Linked DNA regions of Homo sapiens: region 2 is linked to region 1. A link is an interaction called in ENCODE POLR2A ChIA-PET data of the cell type or tissue named here. Cell type or tissue: Panc1. All regions are shown on one strand. Links, peaks and the distances in the headings refer to the core of each region. The heading gives the core; the rest is flanking DNA.

What was found. Peaks named below come from ENCODE experiments on the same cell type or tissue, not always from the same donor. Only the 100,000 strongest peaks of a DNase experiment are listed, where the experiment ranks them.
Region 2: POLR2A ChIA-PET joins it to region 1 with 12 read pairs; 2 of 35 experiments call an interaction of 5 or more read pairs at or near these places.

The regions. Positions count from the first base shown.
Region 1 is chr7:25,969,143-25,977,607 of GRCh38, reverse strand. All of the region lies in intron 6 of LOC105375199 (a long non-coding RNA gene), which reads left to right. Among named protein-coding and RNA genes, the nearest start is that of MIR148A, 23 kb to the right of the region's middle. In Panc1, for the core only: no CTCF peak of the experiment used is centred there; no DNase peak of the experiment used is centred there; H3K27me3 peaks cover 195 bases.
Region 2 is chr7:26,184,555-26,192,766 of GRCh38, reverse strand. NFE2L3 (NFE2 like bZIP transcription factor 3) reads right to left here. Exons shown (of 4, transcript NM_004289.7): 4 at 5,630-8,212. The coding sequence ends at 6,984. It overlaps HNRNPA2B1 (heterogeneous nuclear ribonucleoprotein A2/B1), which reads left to right. Exons shown (of 11, transcript NM_002137.4): 10 at 190-272; 11 at 429-2,840. The coding sequence ends at 251. Among named protein-coding and RNA genes, the nearest start is that of HNRNPA2B1, 12 kb to the left of the region's middle. RefSeq lists enhancers at 3,972-4,496, 6,897-7,126, 7,147-7,196. In Panc1, for the core only: no CTCF peak of the experiment used is centred there; no DNase peak of the experiment used is centred there; H3K27ac peaks cover 3,303 bases.

The DNA.
Region 1 (8,465 bases), core at 270-8,269:
CAGGAGAATGGCGTGAACCCAGGAGGCAGAGCTTGCAGTGAGCAGAGATAGGGCCATTGCACTCCAGCCTGGGTGACAGAGCAAGACTCTGTCTAAAAAAAAAAAAAAAAGTTTACCATAAACCAAATCAAATCTTTGTAAATTTGGGAGATGAAACATAAGAAAGATGTATGGCAATTAATCAAAACACAAGGCTGATTTTTTTTTCTTTTTTATACTTTTTCTGAATGTCAGCTTTGACAAACCATTACTGCTAAGGGCCTGAATAAATGCTAATGATTCAAAAGAAAGAAGAAACGCTTGACACATTGATTAATTAGGCTGTATTTGTAGTTCTACTGTGAAAAACACTTGTTCACTTAAATGAGATCCTTGACTTGTCATAATTTTTCCTCTCAAAACGCAAATATCTTCTTTTTCTGTTTAAATGGTATTGCGCACTGGTTCTCAGCCCTCTCCTCCCCAAGCTTCAGAATCACCTGTTGAACTAGTAAATCTGCAGATTACTAGTCCCACAGTTTCTGATTCAGTAGGTCTGAGATGGGACCAGAGATTCCAGATTTGTTATCAGACAGAATGATACAGCTGCAAATGATAGCAATCATAAAGGAAAAGGTTAGGGATCACTTGAAATGCTATCCCCAGAGACAAGCCCTGTTAACTATTTGGAGTACCTTCTTTTAGCCTTCAATGCACTCATGAGACAGACACTGCCAAATACCTGCCCACACTCAAGCTTGCATTCAAGGCAGCATGTGCTCAACAGAGAAATTAAAGTGTGCAGGCTCTCTTGCAGCTAGGAGCCATCATGTGACACAGTGTTGGCCAATGAAAGGTAAGCAGAAGTCTATTGGGGGAAGGCCTTCTGAAAATGCTATCATTTTCCTCATTAAAAAAGGGGCAGGGGGTAGCTGGTCTGTGCCTTTTTGTGCTTTGCCCTTCCCCTTTTGCCCTGCCTGAAGTGTGGGTGTGAATCCTGGAATGGCAGCTGCCATCTTGTGACCAGACATGGAGGATAGTAGTCTGGGAAAATAGAGGGTAATTGTTCCTTGAGCAGCTGCACCAGCTCTCCCCCGCCTTCTTTTTCAATGTGAGAAAAATAACCTGAGGTGTTTAAGCCACTGCAGTTGTTCTCTGTTACATAGTGCCAAACACAATCCTAACAGAAATAATTATATACATAACATAAATGCACATATGTATTCAGGTAGTCTCAAGGCAAATGTCATTTTATCGAGTAGTCAGAAAGGCCTCTGACTACTTGATCTACACCAGCACCCTCGAAAATATCTATCTCAGTGGCCTGCCCCATTTTTCTTTACTAACGTCATATATGTATTTGTTTCTTGTTTGTTTCTCTCCACTACAAAGTACACTCCATGAGAATAGGAACTTTGGTTGGTTTGCTGTTGTATTTCTAACCCATTGAAATGCTTAAGAAATACTTGTTGAATGAATGAACAAATGAACATAAAAATGGGTTATACTCTCATCTAGTGTTGTGTAACAAATTTTCCTACACTTAACCATATGTGACTTTCCAAATCAGTTCATATATACCTTTTATATTTGTTTTTGTTGTTGTTGTTTTTGTTTTTTTGTTTTTTTTTTTGATGGAGTCTCCCTCTGTCGCCCAGGCTGGAGTGCAGTGGTATGATCTAGGCTCACTGCAACATCTGCCTCCTGGGTTCAAGCAATTCTCCTGTCTCAGGCTCCCGAGTAGCTGGGATTACAGGCACCTGGCCTCACACTCGGCTAATTTTTGTATTTTTAATAGAGACGGGGATTCACCATGTTGGCCCTGCTGGTCTTGAACTCCTGACCTCAGGTGATCCTCCTGCCTTGGCCTCCCAAAGTGCTAGGATTACAGGCGTGAGCCACTGTGCCAGGCCTCTATATTCTTTTTAATGTCTACATGGTATTTCATTGCTTGGATATACTGTGCTATAATTGTTGTTTTTCCCCCAATCCTTCATTAATAGACATTCAAGTTCACATTTTTCCTTTACATATGAAAAATACACAATTCCTGAGTTTTGCTCTGGGAAGGCGAAATTTGATCTTTTCTGTCCCTTCTGCTCACAGACTGTACCAGAATGATTAACAATAGGAACAAGGAAATCCACACCTGTAGTGTTTGGTCTGGCTTTGCCAGCTTGAAGAAGGGAATTTCAATAATTGCTAGTATATTTCCCCAAATTGGATTATTTTTAAAAACACTGTGTACGTGGCTCCTATAATTCAGTTCAGACAAATTTAGCCCCCTTTCACAGTCTAGCATAAGAGAGCTCAGATTTTCATAGGCTTTTTGGGAAATCCAGTCTTCTCTCTCTTAGGAGCAAATACTTGTTCAAAAAGACACATATCTCCCCCCAAAAACTAATTTTCAGAGATGTTCTAGTCTAAATCCCTATAGAAAATAATTAAGAAGAATTAAAAAGAAAACAACTCTCCAAGAACATGATATTACTTAAAATAAACCCAATTTCCTGTACTAAACACATCGCTTAACCTAACTGCACTTGAGTTAATGGCATCCTCATAGGGTTTTCTAAGAGCAACGGGTGGCTATTGCTCTATAAATAGAGGGATCATTTTGGTAATTTTCCCCCAAATAAAGGAAGCTGGCTATAAAGGTGCATTGATCTCTTTTTACCTCTAGAGAAAAAAATTACAAGCAATTTAAAATGAAATGAAACTTTTTCAGCTTCAAAGTATTTTAAACCCCACTGGGCACTCCAATAAATTTATAACTAGTTTCCCTTTTTGCTTTTGCTTCTAGGAATTCAAACTAAACTTGCTTCCCACTACTGAATAACCAGCAGGACTTTAAGACACAAGATTGCATTAACTCATTAGCCCTTAACTATACATAAGGAGAAATTTAAGACATTCAAATGGACAAAAATCTTTACTGGGTATCCTTTCAAGGGAGCCTCTGGGGAATTATCTGATCCTATAGGAGTGTGCAACCCTGTTGATTTTACAACTCCCTGGAAAAGTTACAGAGAACTGATAGCAACGCAAGTAATTGTTGTCCATCGAAACATACATACTTTGTCTGCAGAATGCAACTAATTATTGCTTTATGGATAAACTAGTTTTTGTGAATTCATTTCAACATTTCTTTACTGTATGCAAATTTGTAGTTCTTTGACTTCTTTGAATAAGCTGTAATATCTCATTGATTCTCTCACTTAATTTATCTTTGATGTGTGTTCATTTTATATTTTTGTGTGAATCATAATTTTGCCTTTTTTGAAAATCACTTTTTAACCTGTGTCAAACTATATAACCTTTCTTTTTTTCTCTTCATCCTGATTGTATTTAAAAAATAAAATGTACTTTTTGAATTGTAAGGTTAACACATATTACTTTTTAAACAGTGGACAAGACAAAAAAAGAATATGGAGTGAATTCACATCACTGGTAATCACACTATCCACATATACCCACTACTAATATTTTGAATTACCTCCCACTATTCTTTCTTTTTTAAGTTAAAAGTTAATTTTTATCCAAATAACACATCTATGTGGTTTAAAAAGTCAAATAGTACTACAAGGAAATATTTATAATGCAAAACTAGGAGTTTCCTGCCCCAGCCTTCCCCAACCCCAACAGTCCCACTGTAACTCTTTGGCTGCATCCCCAGGTGTTCATGTCCATGTCTTGAAATTATATGCTTATCTTGCTTTTTTTGTTGTTGTTGTTGTTTTTGAGATGGAGTCTTGCACTGTTGCCCAGGCTGGAGTGCAGTGGCGTGATCTGGGCTCACTGCAAGCTTCACCTCCTGGGTTTATGCCATTCTCCTGTCTCAGCCTCCAGAGTAGCTGGGACTACAGGTGCCCGCCACCACGCCCGGCTAATTTTTTGTACTTTTAGTAGAGACGGGGTTTCACTGTGTTAGCCAGGACGGTCTTAATCTCCTGACCTCGTGATCCACCAGCCTCAGCCTCCCAAAGTGCTGGGATTACAGGTGTGAGCCACCGCGCCTGGCCCATCTTGCTATTTTTTAAATTTCAGTTTTAGATATTAACTATTGACTTCCCATTTTGGTAAATGAGGACTGAGCTCTCTCCACTGCCTTTTTACCATTTCCCCACTCCCCATTTCCCTAACTCAGTTATATCACAGTTTTTAGTTAAATCAAGCAACTCAAAAGTTAGCATTTACATGATTTTGACTACACGAATATTATTTGCTTCTGAGCAAACAATGAATAAACCATGTTCTTGTCCACCCTTTGTTTTTCCTGGAGTTAAAACCTGCTTAATTTTTTAATCAGTCTAATTTGCTGTGTCATTACAATTTTCCTTGAGTGCTCTATATCTCTGTCACTTGCCTATCAATAATATTTTTTGCAAATTTTTTGAGACAGGGTCTCACTCTGTCACCCAGGCTGGAGTGCAGTGGCATGATGATGGCTTGCAGTAGCCTCCATCTCCTGGGCTCCAGTAGTCCTCCCACCTTAGCCTCCTAAGTATCTGGGACTACAGGTGCATGCCACCACACCCAGCTAATTTTTAAGTTTTTTTTTTTTTTTTTTTTTTTGTAGAGATGGGGGTCTCGTTATATTGCCTAGGTCGATCTCAAACTCCTGGGTGCAAACGATCTTCCCATCTTGGCCTCCCAAAGTGCTGGGATTACAATCATGAACCACGATACCTGGCCAGTAATATTTTTTATATATTCACATATATCTACCCAATTTTTTCCCCTGGAGGTCTGTCTTCTGGAGCCCTCGGTCCTCCATTTTTGAGACTGCATACTTGAAGCATAGTTGTTATCCTGGGACCTCCCTTTACTATCATCTAATGAATTCGTCTCTTTTTGAGTCCTCTCTTGTCTGCATTCTATGTCTTCAACTTGCCTGGTTTTATTTAAACCAGCAGTATCTTCCTGAGAAGGAATATAAGGGAAATCAAGCTCTAAATACCTTGTATGTTTGAAAATGTCTTTATTCTACCCTCACATTTGATTTGTAGCTTAGTTGTTATACAATACTAGATTTGAAAATATTTCCTCTAAATAAATGTGAAGCTATTACTCCATGGGTTCTAGCTTCCAATGTTACTGTTGAGAAGTCTGAGGAAAAAAGTCAGCATTTTTATAACATGAGCTATGGGCCAGGCTCTATTTTATGTGTTTTATATCCATTATGCCAGATAAGTGGGAGGTAGTCTTATTATTTCTGTTTTAGAAATGAAGAAACTGAAGCAAGAGAGGTTCAGTAACTTACCCAAAATCACACAACTAGTATTTGAGTTACAAGCCCAGGTAGTTGGCTCCAGAATCCATGTTCTTAACCACTGTGCTATCTTACCTGTCATGTCATTCTCTTTCCCAGTACTTTCTATGTGGCTTGTGTTATCTTTCTGGGAGCATTTAGGTCTTCCATTTGTCATGTTAGGTACTCAGTGGACCTTTACCATCTGGAGGCATGTTTCCTTCCATTCTGGAAAATTTTCTCTTATTATTGATTATTATTAGTTGATAATTTTCTTCCCTCTGTTTCTCCTATCTCTATTTTGCAACTCCTATTATTCAGATATTGGACTTCCCAGGTTGATTTTTAAATGTTCTTATCTCTTCTTTCCTATTTTCTGACTCTTAAACATTTTGTATTACTTTCTAAAAGATTTTATTGCCTTTATCTTCTAATATTCTGAATGAGTTTCAATTTTTATCATATTTGTAATTGTCAAGAGTCCTTTCATGTTCTCCAGTTGTTCTCTTTTTATTGAATTCTGTTCTTCCTTATCTTTCTGAGAATACTAGTTAAAAATATTTTTTAAAATGTTCTTTGATTCCTTTCATTTTCTCTTTCCTCCTGGTCCCCTTGTTTGCTCAGTCTGTGTCTTCAGGTCACAGGCTTTCACCAAGTGTCTAGTTGTTCTTTCATATTTAAGAATAAGATGCTAAAAGCTCACTTGACGTTCTGTAAACAAGGGCAAGAATTGTTGATTGGTAGGAAGAGGATAACCAGGTGGGTGCCAGCTTTTTGTTGGGAGAACCTTAAATATGCGCATCACAGGATATACCTCTGGACTGTTTGGGTCTGCAGTGCAGGTCTTCCAGTCCTCCTGTCTGTACTGATATTCCCTGTTGCTGATGTTCTGAGACCTAGATAGGAGAAGGGGCCCACAGCTCATGGCTCTGTGGGCTTTCATTTCATATTCCTGGCTTTAGCTTCATGCCTACCCCCTACTCCAGTGCTCTTATAAGGCTGGTGTCTTCTAGGTTGAGTCTCTCCTTTCAACCCATCCAAAAATAAATCTCCTGAGTCTTTTAGGAGGCTGTTTGGGAAACCCTGTCCTCTGGCTGTATGTGGTGGGGAGGAGGTCCAATGCTTCTGAATAAAGCCTGTGAAACCCATGTCTGTGTCCGGCTTCCTGCCTGACATCTGCCTCCCCTAGCATCTGGCGTCTCCCAGTGCAGGGTCTCCAGGGCTCTGAGGAGTCAGTTGGCTTACATTTTATTGGGCCTGGGTTGTAACTTTGTTCTTTTCTGCCAGGTCAGTTACCGCTCCTCTCTTGGCTACCCATCCACCGTCTCCTGTTTACTACTGTCTTCCCTGGAGCCTCTTTCTGCATGTGGAGTAGTAACTTTTTATTGTAGTCTTAGTGAGGTCTTAGGAGAGTGACTAGATGAACGTATGTGTTCAGTTTGCTGAGATTTTTACTTTTTGTTGTGGGTTGAATTGTATCCCTTCAAAATTCATATGCTGAAGTCCCACCCCCTAGTGCCTCAGAATGTGACCTTATTTGGAAAGAGGGATGTGGCAGATATAATCAGTTAAGATAAGGCCACACTGGAGGTGGGTGGACCCCCTAATCCAATGTGATTGGTATCCTTATAAAAAGAAGAAATCTGGACACGGACATGTGCACAGGGAGAATGCCATGTGAAGACTGGAATTATGCTATCACAAGCCAAAAGCAAGGAAAGAGGTTGGGAACAGATCCTTCCTTAGCTCATCCAGAAGGAACCAGCCCTTCCATAGCCTTGATCGTGGACTTTGGCCTCCAGAGCTAGGAGATAATTCATTTCTGTTGTTAAGCCACCCAGCCTCTGGCACTTTGTTACAGCAGTCCCAGGACACTTATGTGGGTTGAGCATCCCTTATTTGAAGTGCTTGGGGCCAGAAGTGTTTCGGATTTTAGGGTTTTTATTTTTTATTGTTTTGAATTTTGGAATATTTGCATATACATAATGAGATATGTTAGGAATATGACCCGAGCCTAAACATGATATTTATTTATGTTTAATATACACGTATGCACATAGCCTGAAGGTAATTTTATATAGTATTTTAAATAATTTCATGCATAAAACAAAGATTTGACTGCATTTTGACTGTGACCCATCACATGAGGTTAGGTGTGGAATTTTCCACTTGTGGCATTGTGTCAGCATTCAAAAAATGTCAGATTTTCAGACTAGGGATACTCGACCTGTACACACAAAAAAACCTTATTTTGATGTATGTATTCTTGCAGATCACCTCAAGTCTTTGGGAGAAGGTGCAGAATAAATAAATATAAATAACATTGAACCAACAGCAGTTTCTGAGTGTGGACTGAATTACCACAGGGTGTGCAAGGGGAGTGTGTCCACCGTTTTGTAGCTTAGCATGGTTTCTGGAACTTAGTTCATGTTCAACACATGTTAGTAGTAGTAGTAGCAGTAGTTGTTGTTATTAGTATTATTATTATAACTACATGAACCGGGCATTTTAAAATTTATTTCAATATTTAATTTAGAGAAGTACATGTATATATATTTTGGAGACAGAGTCTCACTGTATCTCGAGTCTGGAGTGCAGTGGCATGATCTCACTCAGCTCACTGCAACCTCCACCTCCCAGGTTCAAGCAATTCTCGTTCCTCAGCTACCCAAGTAGATGGGACTACACGCACCCACCACCACGCCTGGCTAATTTTTTTATTTTTAGTAGAGACAGGGTCTCACCATATTGGCCAGACTGGTCTCGAACTCCTGACCTCAAGTGATCTGCCCGCCTCAGCCTCCCAAAGTGTTAGGATTACAGGCGTGAGCCACTGTGCCCGGCCCTTGGCAAGGCTATGTTAAAACAAAGGATGTTATGGGTTACCTAATAACTTGACATAGTGTATTTTTTTGTTTTGTTTTGTTTTGTTTTTGTTTTTGTTTTTGTTTTGAGACTGAGTTTTACTCTTGTCGCCCAGGCTGGAGTGCAATGGTGTGATCTTGGCTCACTGCAACCTCTGCCTCCTGGGGCCAACCAATTCTCCTGCCTCAGCCTCCGAGTAGCTGGGATTACAGGTGTGCGCCACAACGGCCAGCTAATTTTTGTATTTTTAGTAGAGACGGGGTTACACCATATTGGCCAGGCTGGTCTCAAACTCCTGACCTCAGGTGATCCATCCGCCTTGGCTTCCCAGAGTGCTGGGATTACAGGCATGAACCACCGTGCCCAGCCC
Region 2 (8,212 bases), core at 1-8,000, 220 kb before region 1:
CCACGAAATAAAAATGTCTATGAACCCGAGTAATTTATCTCCTGAGTAATTCTGCTAACTGGCTGCAAAGGATTAGGATCTGCTTGTTTAAAAGACTGGATGGATATAAAATAGAATCAACTGTAGTGTTAGGCTGATCATGGGAAATCAAAGTAAGTTTGTTTTCTCTTGCTGTTCCAACAATTATAGGAAACTATGGTCCAGGAGGCAGTGGAGGAAGTGGGGGTTATGGTGGGAGGAGCCGATACTGAGCTTCTTCCTATTTGCCATGGGTAAGTAGCTTTTGAGTTTTACAATTATTATTATCTTGGGAGACATAGCTGCAGGAGTAAAAGCTTTTTAGGATCATGTTATCTTTCCTTAAAATCTGGTTAGATGGATAATTTCATAACCTATTTTTTTTTTACTCTTTACTTCTGTTGAAACAGGCTTCACTGTATAAATAGGAGAGGATGAGAGCCCAGAGGTAACAGAACAGCTTCAGGTTATCGAAATAACAATGTTAAGGAAACTCTTATCTCAGTCATGCATAAATATGCAGTGATATGGCAGAAGACACCAGAGCAGATGCAGAGAGCCATTTTGTGAATGGATTGGATTATTTAATAACATTACCTTACTGTGGAGGAAGGATTGTAAAAAAAAATGCCTTTGAGACAGTTTCTTAGCTTTTTAATTGTTGTTTCTTTCTAGTGGTCTTTGTAAGAGTGTAGAAGCATTCCTTCTTTGATAATGTTAAATTTGTAAGTTTCAGGTGACATGTGAAACCTTTTTTAAGATTTTTCTCAAAGTTTTGAAAAGCTATTAGCCAGGATCATGGTGTAATAAGACATAACGTTTTTCCTTTAAAAAAATTTAAGTGCGTGTGTAGAGTTAAGAAGCTGTTGTACATTTATGATTTAATAAAATAATTCTAAAGGAAATTGTGTAATTATAGACTTTTTATTTTAAATAAGTTAAGGAGTGGGTAGTATAATTAAGGTCCGTTGCAAAGCTGTTGTTATATTTGTATAAGATAAATGCTGGTCAGATGTAAGTGTGTTGTCTGCAATTCATCAGGATTAAATTATGTAGATAACTTAAGGGATATCTCTGCAAGGAGAAACACCTTTTTAGATCTTTTAGATGCTGCTTCTTCAATGCAAGGAAAGGAAATAACCCCAGCGAGGTACTCTTCAGGGACACAGGTCTAGTACAAGAGAACTCTTGACGGCTACTAAGTTCAGCCAGTCTTAAAAAACTGTGCTGTTTCTACAAAACTTTAACTACAGTAGTTTATAAGGATGCCAACGAAAGCTGAGGGTGTAGAGCAAAATAGTTCTAAGCTTCAGTTAAACTTCTTTAGGTAAGATCTTATTTACTTTTCCTTTCTTAATTTTCCTCCCTAAAAGATAAACTAATACTCTTAAATGGTCTTTCAGTATAGTGGTTCTTACGTAGTTTAACATAGCTATAAATTGAGTTTAACAATTTATAAACTCAAGAGAATAATTTTTATAAACCCTGTTTTCCAATCTGTCATTTACTTAAATTATTTTGGTTGTTTTTCCCTTTTTTTCCTTCTTTTCCCACCCCCTCCCCCTCCATGTGAAGATTTGGGTGCTTAACATATCATTTTTTTCCCTGCCGGAATTTTAGCATTGATATGAACCATGGACAAGTATATTCTGCTGCCACAAAGACTGTAAAGTGCTTCATTTCAACAGCTGAGGCAAGCCAAGTGATCATTAATAAAGCTTTTCTTGGTTCCTTCAGTGGTGTTGGTAGTAAAATGGTAGGTAAAAGTTAGGCTGCAAGTTCAATAAATCATGAGATTTCCCATCGTTACACCCTTGTGTATTCACATTTCTTGGATCAAACATTTTGAGTGAACTAGGGGTTTTTATTAAAGACATTTGTTGTATTTATGGTTGTAACTGTACATGCTTATCAGGATGAGACTGAAAGAAGGTAGGGCAAAAATGGTTGAATCTATTTTCAGATAGTAGTTCATACTTGAGTGAAGTGTCTTGTCTGCATTATGAAGCCTGGTATGTATCCAGTACTAAATAGGTGGGTTAAATGTGGTAATTCTAGTTCAGTGTCTTACCCTGAAGAGAAAGTTGTAGGTTGGCTGTTGAAATTCATTCCTTAGATATGATCAGTTTGATTGCCCGGCTTTATTGCCTTTACAGGAATGTGATACTCAGGGCTTACTCTATACACCAATGAGTCTTCTTTGATCCTAAGACCACCACTGAAGTTGTTTAGGTTCTTTTGGACAAACATGATAAACTTCTTCAGATACTTTTTTTTTCCTTTGGCAGGAAGGTGTCTTGCTGCAGGTAACTAATGAAGAAGTGGTCAACCACAGAGTCTTCAAGAAATAAGAAATTCTGTACCATCTGAAAGTAGTTCTTGTTGGTGCCTTCATTTAAAAAGCACTCTTTAAAATAAAAGGGAAATGTTTTCTGATAAAACAAACATTTAGTTGAGGTTCTTGATATAAAACAATTACAAAATGAGTGTTGTTTGTAAAACAGTAACATCAAATTGGCTAGAGAGATAAATGTATCATGTTTTAAATTAGGTTTTGTGAGTAGACAGATTACAATTCTATTTTAAATATAAAGTTTATAAAATAAATACTTTTTGTATCCAAATACTTGGTGTAATGTTTACACATAAAATGTGTGAATCTTGTTCTATAAATATTTGGTTGTCTAAAAGATCACCATCCCCTAAATTTTTAAAAGCAGTTTCACAAAGCTATGCATATTTTAATATTAACAGGTAAATGAGAAGAGCATTGTGGACATTATTGGCTGTCCCCAATAAAATGCTGTTCATTATGCACTGTATATTCAGCGTTTGAGTACTCCTAAAGTTTCTGGCTTTACTTTTACGTTTAGCAATACTGGTGGCATTTTGAAAATCATGGATTTTAAAGGTTAACCGGCTGGAGTGGTCCAGATTAAGTGGCTTTGCAGAAGCACTGAGGTTTACAATATGTGCTAGATTGTCAAATGTCAATTAGTTTTATTGTGGTTTACACTGAGTAAATGAATATCAGTGTTGCTTTTTAAATGTGTTTATTTGGACATTTATCTGAATTAAGAAAACCAAAAAGACCAGGTTAATTTGTTTCTATGATAATTTGTTTTGGTTTTGATAATGTGAGGTATCTAACAGGTAAGTCAAATTTAACAGCAGGTAACACATAGAAAGCAGCTTTCTGTTTGAAATAGCTGAGTTCGTCAATTAAAGACGTACAAATATCCCAACTTTAAGAAAATTTTGAAGGTTTAAAAATGTGTGGATGTACAAAGACGTTGAACTTTGAAATACATCAGGTTGATATGCATAACCTCAAAATACCAACTCCTATCCAGCCAAGGTCAAGGGAATATCACACAAATAGGGGAGAATTAGGTAATTGCACAATAGACTGAAATGAACTGATTGAAGGAGGGTTTACTGAAGCATGGGGGTAATGTTGGATATTCAACATAGGCTTATTTCCTGTGTGTATATGTTGTGTTGAGCTGTTTCTCTTGTAGAAATTGAAGTTTAAGGTAGTTCTTGTGTAGCTTTGAGACAGTGCCCTAAATGAAGAAAGGCTGCTTTTTGGCCAAGGCTTTATATTGTTGCTGTGTAACAACTTACCTCAATACTTAAGAGCAGTTCAGAGAAACAAACCAGCATCTATGGGTCAGCAATTGGGAGCAACTTAACTGATTCTGGGTAAAGCTCAAGGTTCCAATCACAGAAAACTAGGATTGGAGAATTTTTTTAATATCCAGAGTGGCATACTAACAGCTTTAAAGTTAATCCTGGTTGTCATCTTCCCTCGGTGAGTGATTTGAGCAAGAAAAGCTGTAAAATGAACACGCTCTACGAAGTAGTCGTGCTATCTTGCATCCTTTATGGTCACAGAATGTGGTGGGAGGGTTCTTTTCCCTGGTACAATTACCAAGCAGGCAGGGAGCATTGGGAACTCTCAGATGCCAGCTGTCACACTCAAGGGGGTGCCCTTACTCAGTTTATTCACTAGTGTGAAACCAGATTTCTGTATGTGTAAGCTTTTCCATGTAGCCCAATTTGGTAGATGCCAAATTGCTTGACCTAATAAATACTAGTTAGGCATTGGGAGCTAACAATGTAAGGCAACAAGTCTCAGTTTGTCACTGATGGTTGAAAAGTGGAAAACATCTGTCAGGACACCTGGACTGCATGTTACATAAATTCGCTCTCTTTAAGGTTTGGAACTAATATACTGAGATGTTGACAGGCCCTACATAATTTTTGACATTTCCACTATTTAGTAATGCACTAACACTGGCTTGTTTTGGGGTAGTGGAGGGGAATTGGTAACAAATCAGTTGAGTTGCATGGACTTAACAGAGAACAAATCGTTCAGAGACTGAGATGGGGAATGATTTAGCTACTTGAGTGCGTTTAAAAGACGTTAATATTACCACACAAAACCCTGTATACTGGTTCTGAAGCTCTGCTGAACCGAAGCCTACCTTGAGACCAGGGGACCACTAGAAATCTAGGTCTTTTTTTGCTTGGAGTTGCCGTACAATTGGCCTAAAATCTGATCACACTTGTGAAGATGCTCAAGTGATAGTTTTAATTGGAAAAGGAGATGTCCAACCCACTTGGGTTGTCTTTGTTCTTGTCTTCCTCATTCTGATTAAGACGTTAGATGATGCAATCAAGACTGCTCAACTAGGTAGGTAATGTGGAGGGTCCTAGGCAATGGTCAGCTTTCGGGCATTGGCTTTGTAATCTAGTTGGTTTGCACTGGAAGCCGAATGTGGAATTCCCTTCTGCCTCTAAAACTGGACTGTCAGAAAAGCAGTTGCAGTTTATATACCTTGAATCCAGCATGTTAAGATGGAGGCAGGGTTATGTCAGGAAGCCAGCCCATAGCCAATTAGAGCTTGTGACGCTGGCTGCTTAATGCGCCGATTAAAAGTCCCTTGATGGGAGAGGGGCCCATCAGTTTCAGGAACCTCCACAATACCAAAATGTGGATGCTCTAGCCCCCTTGTATGAAACGTGTATTTGCACGTGGTCTAAGCACATCTCATACACTTGAGTTGTCTAGGTTACCCAATATTTAATCCAAGGTAGAAGCTAGGTAAATGGTATGCTGCATTATGTATGGGGAATAAAGTTCAGTACAGACACTACCATCTTTAAATATATTCAGTTTGCAGTTACTAGATCTGTGTGTGCTATATTTAAGGGTTTTTAGAGTTTAAACTTCAGGCCAGGCATGGCGGTCCATAATCTGAGCAGCTCGGGAGGCTGAGGCAGTCCAGGAGTTTGAGGCTGGATCTTTTATTGGGGCCACTGCACTTCAGCATGGGTAACAAGAGTCACCATGATTACCGATTCTGCTCTCCACTGTCTTTTATTTTAGAGGTTTGAAAAGAATGCTATCTGATAAGCAGGCACTCTTTTGAGTGTACTTAGTAGGATTTCCTACTGAAATGTTTTATGTGTGTTCTTAAATTATAATTATCAAAAGCTTAAGACATTTGAAATACTCCCTTGTAAAAAGCAACAGACTAAAATGATCATTTGAACACCATGAGTCACTGAAGGGGCAATTTTATCTAGAAGCATACTAGAAGCATTTCTGGCAAAATAACAGGTCTTGGGAAACTTTATTATAAAAATCCAACGGTATATATAAACTGCATTTCTCTAGCCCAAGATACTTATGTGATACTCTACACTGTAGCTCCTATGGCAGAAATAATATCTGAGAAACTTCATTTTGAAAATTTGGACATATTAAGCATTATAGTACCCGTCAAAATCTTGATGTTCCCCAAACTTGAGTCATCTAGGTGAGGTCATTGCTGTCTTCAAAAAATTCAGCAATCTCCTGTTTACTGTTCTAGTGAACTTAAGTGAGGTTTTCATTTCAAATGCTATTATTTCTAGAATTTACCTTACCCTGGTTTATTTTCAAATTCACCTGTTTTTTTTCCCTTAATCGCTTTTGCCCATTTTAAACAGATGGTTTCACTGTTGCTGACTCTTTCCCTACTGTTTATATGGCTTACAGTGTTCTGGTGAGATCTCAGTATTCTAAGATGGTGAGGCCATCCCTTCAGGCTGGCTTTACTGCCAGAGATTTTATGGATTTAATATACACACAAGGAGTTACGTTTTTGCAAGTAGCCCATTCTGTCTCTGGTTACATGAGGAAGGCCTGTGGCTCAAACTACCAGTGACCGTAGGTCTTCAGTGCATTCTATATCACATAGTATTCTGTGTGTTAAGTATTGGGGTAGGGGGGTGGATTTGCCTTACTATGGATTTGGCATACTATGTTGACCTCAATTTGGCTTGAGTCTGAGCAGTTTGCTATGCTGCCTTATTTGTTATTCACCTATATTCCTGAATGTGGATATTTTGGAAGGAAAGTAAGGTAAATTTGGTTCAGATTCTGTATAAAAGGGAAAAGTTAATTTTTAATACAAATACAAAATTTATTTCCATAGAAAGCAAAATTTATAAGTTAAATATAAAGATTAAAATAGTGTTTGAAAAGCTCACTATAGTGCTAACAAACTAAATGAAAATAAGGCTATTTTGCATTTAAAACTGAAATACCTCTTAAAATAATTTGATCCCCAGTGTTTGCTCTTTTTGAAGTAACCAACTTACTCTTAAAAAGGATGGCTGCCAAGATGGAAAGTCTTACTGGGTTTTCATGTTAACCTATTCTTTGGACATAACTATGAATTTTGTATACAATGCACTTCATGAAAAGTTGTGGCTCCCCCAGATTGCCCACAAGTGTGATCTTGAAGTCCTAAACATTTGTCCATGTAAGCTTCAAAACAGCGTTAACTGAGTTATTCAAGTAGCAGTACTTAAAGATACAATTCTTGAAGCAGTTTCAATGGTTTCTGATCCAAATAATCAGTTTCTGAACATTACTACTTCACATAATAGAGTCCATCTTCAGTTTCTTCTCACTTTCTCTTTCCCTTTTGGGTTTCCTTTTTGTGGCCTGAGGCCACCAGTTCTTTGGGTACTATCAAGATACTTCCATCATGGGTACACTGGAGAGCATAGTGGTTGGGATTGACTGGCCTACCTTGGTCATCTCTTAATCTACTAAAAATATCATGATAAAGGTCATGCAGTTTCTGTTTCATTATGTTAATAGCTTTGTTACATTGTGCTTGCTCTCTCTTAAGAGTTTCCTTCTTTGCTTGCAAGTTACATACATCATCTTCTAAATTCAAAATTATGTCCAATTTGCGTTTACGACAGTTCTGCGCAGCAACTTTATTTTTCCCTCTTCGTCTGATGTCACGGATAAGTGAGACTTGTAGGTCTGTCAGATAATATCTACTTAACATGCTATTGAAAGAATCAACAGGCATGCCGACAATTTCATCTACAGAAAAAGGGATATGCAAAGCTTTAGCACGCTGTTCATCACGGCTCAAGTTTCTATCTGTGTCTTCAAGGTATCTACTCCTTATCTTCTGTGACTTCCCAGGCCACGGAAAAGGTTCAGAAGTAGATTCTGGTGCAGTTGGCTGTAAGTGGTAAGTGTGGTTATGAAATACGTGTTGAAATGTAAGATCTCCATGGAAATCAGAATCACTTTGATCCAAGTGACAAAGCTTACTGGGTTCTGGGTAGTAGCCACCTACAGCACCTTCTAAGTCATGATGGGAACTAGATTCATGGTCAGTGCAATAACCTATAGCACCTTCATCACACACAGAGTGAGAGGAATTAGACTTGATGACAGAGGTATTATTGTGACTTGAATCTAAAGAAAGGCCAGAATCAGAATCTGGTTCATCAAAAAGCTGAGAAACATCGATTGGATCAAAGTTGTCTTCTGTGGCCAATGACATTAAGTTTATCTCATCAAATATATTTATGTCAAGGTCATACAGTAGGTCTTGGCTTGTTAGATTCCTCATATGATTGTCAACCGGTGAAAGAAATCCTGTCAAATTAGTTCCAGGAAGGGTTTGCTCAGGATTGGTGGTATGAGAATTTAACTGCAGAAATGGTTCTTGTGACTGTGAAGTCCTTGCTGTTGGATCTCTTCTAAATGTATTGTTGGGACAAAGCAAGATGGCCTCATGAAGATTCACATCCTGACTTATAGCCTGGCTGAAGTTTACATGATAATGTGCTGAAGAATTCATGCCATCACTGATACTGCCTGGAAGAG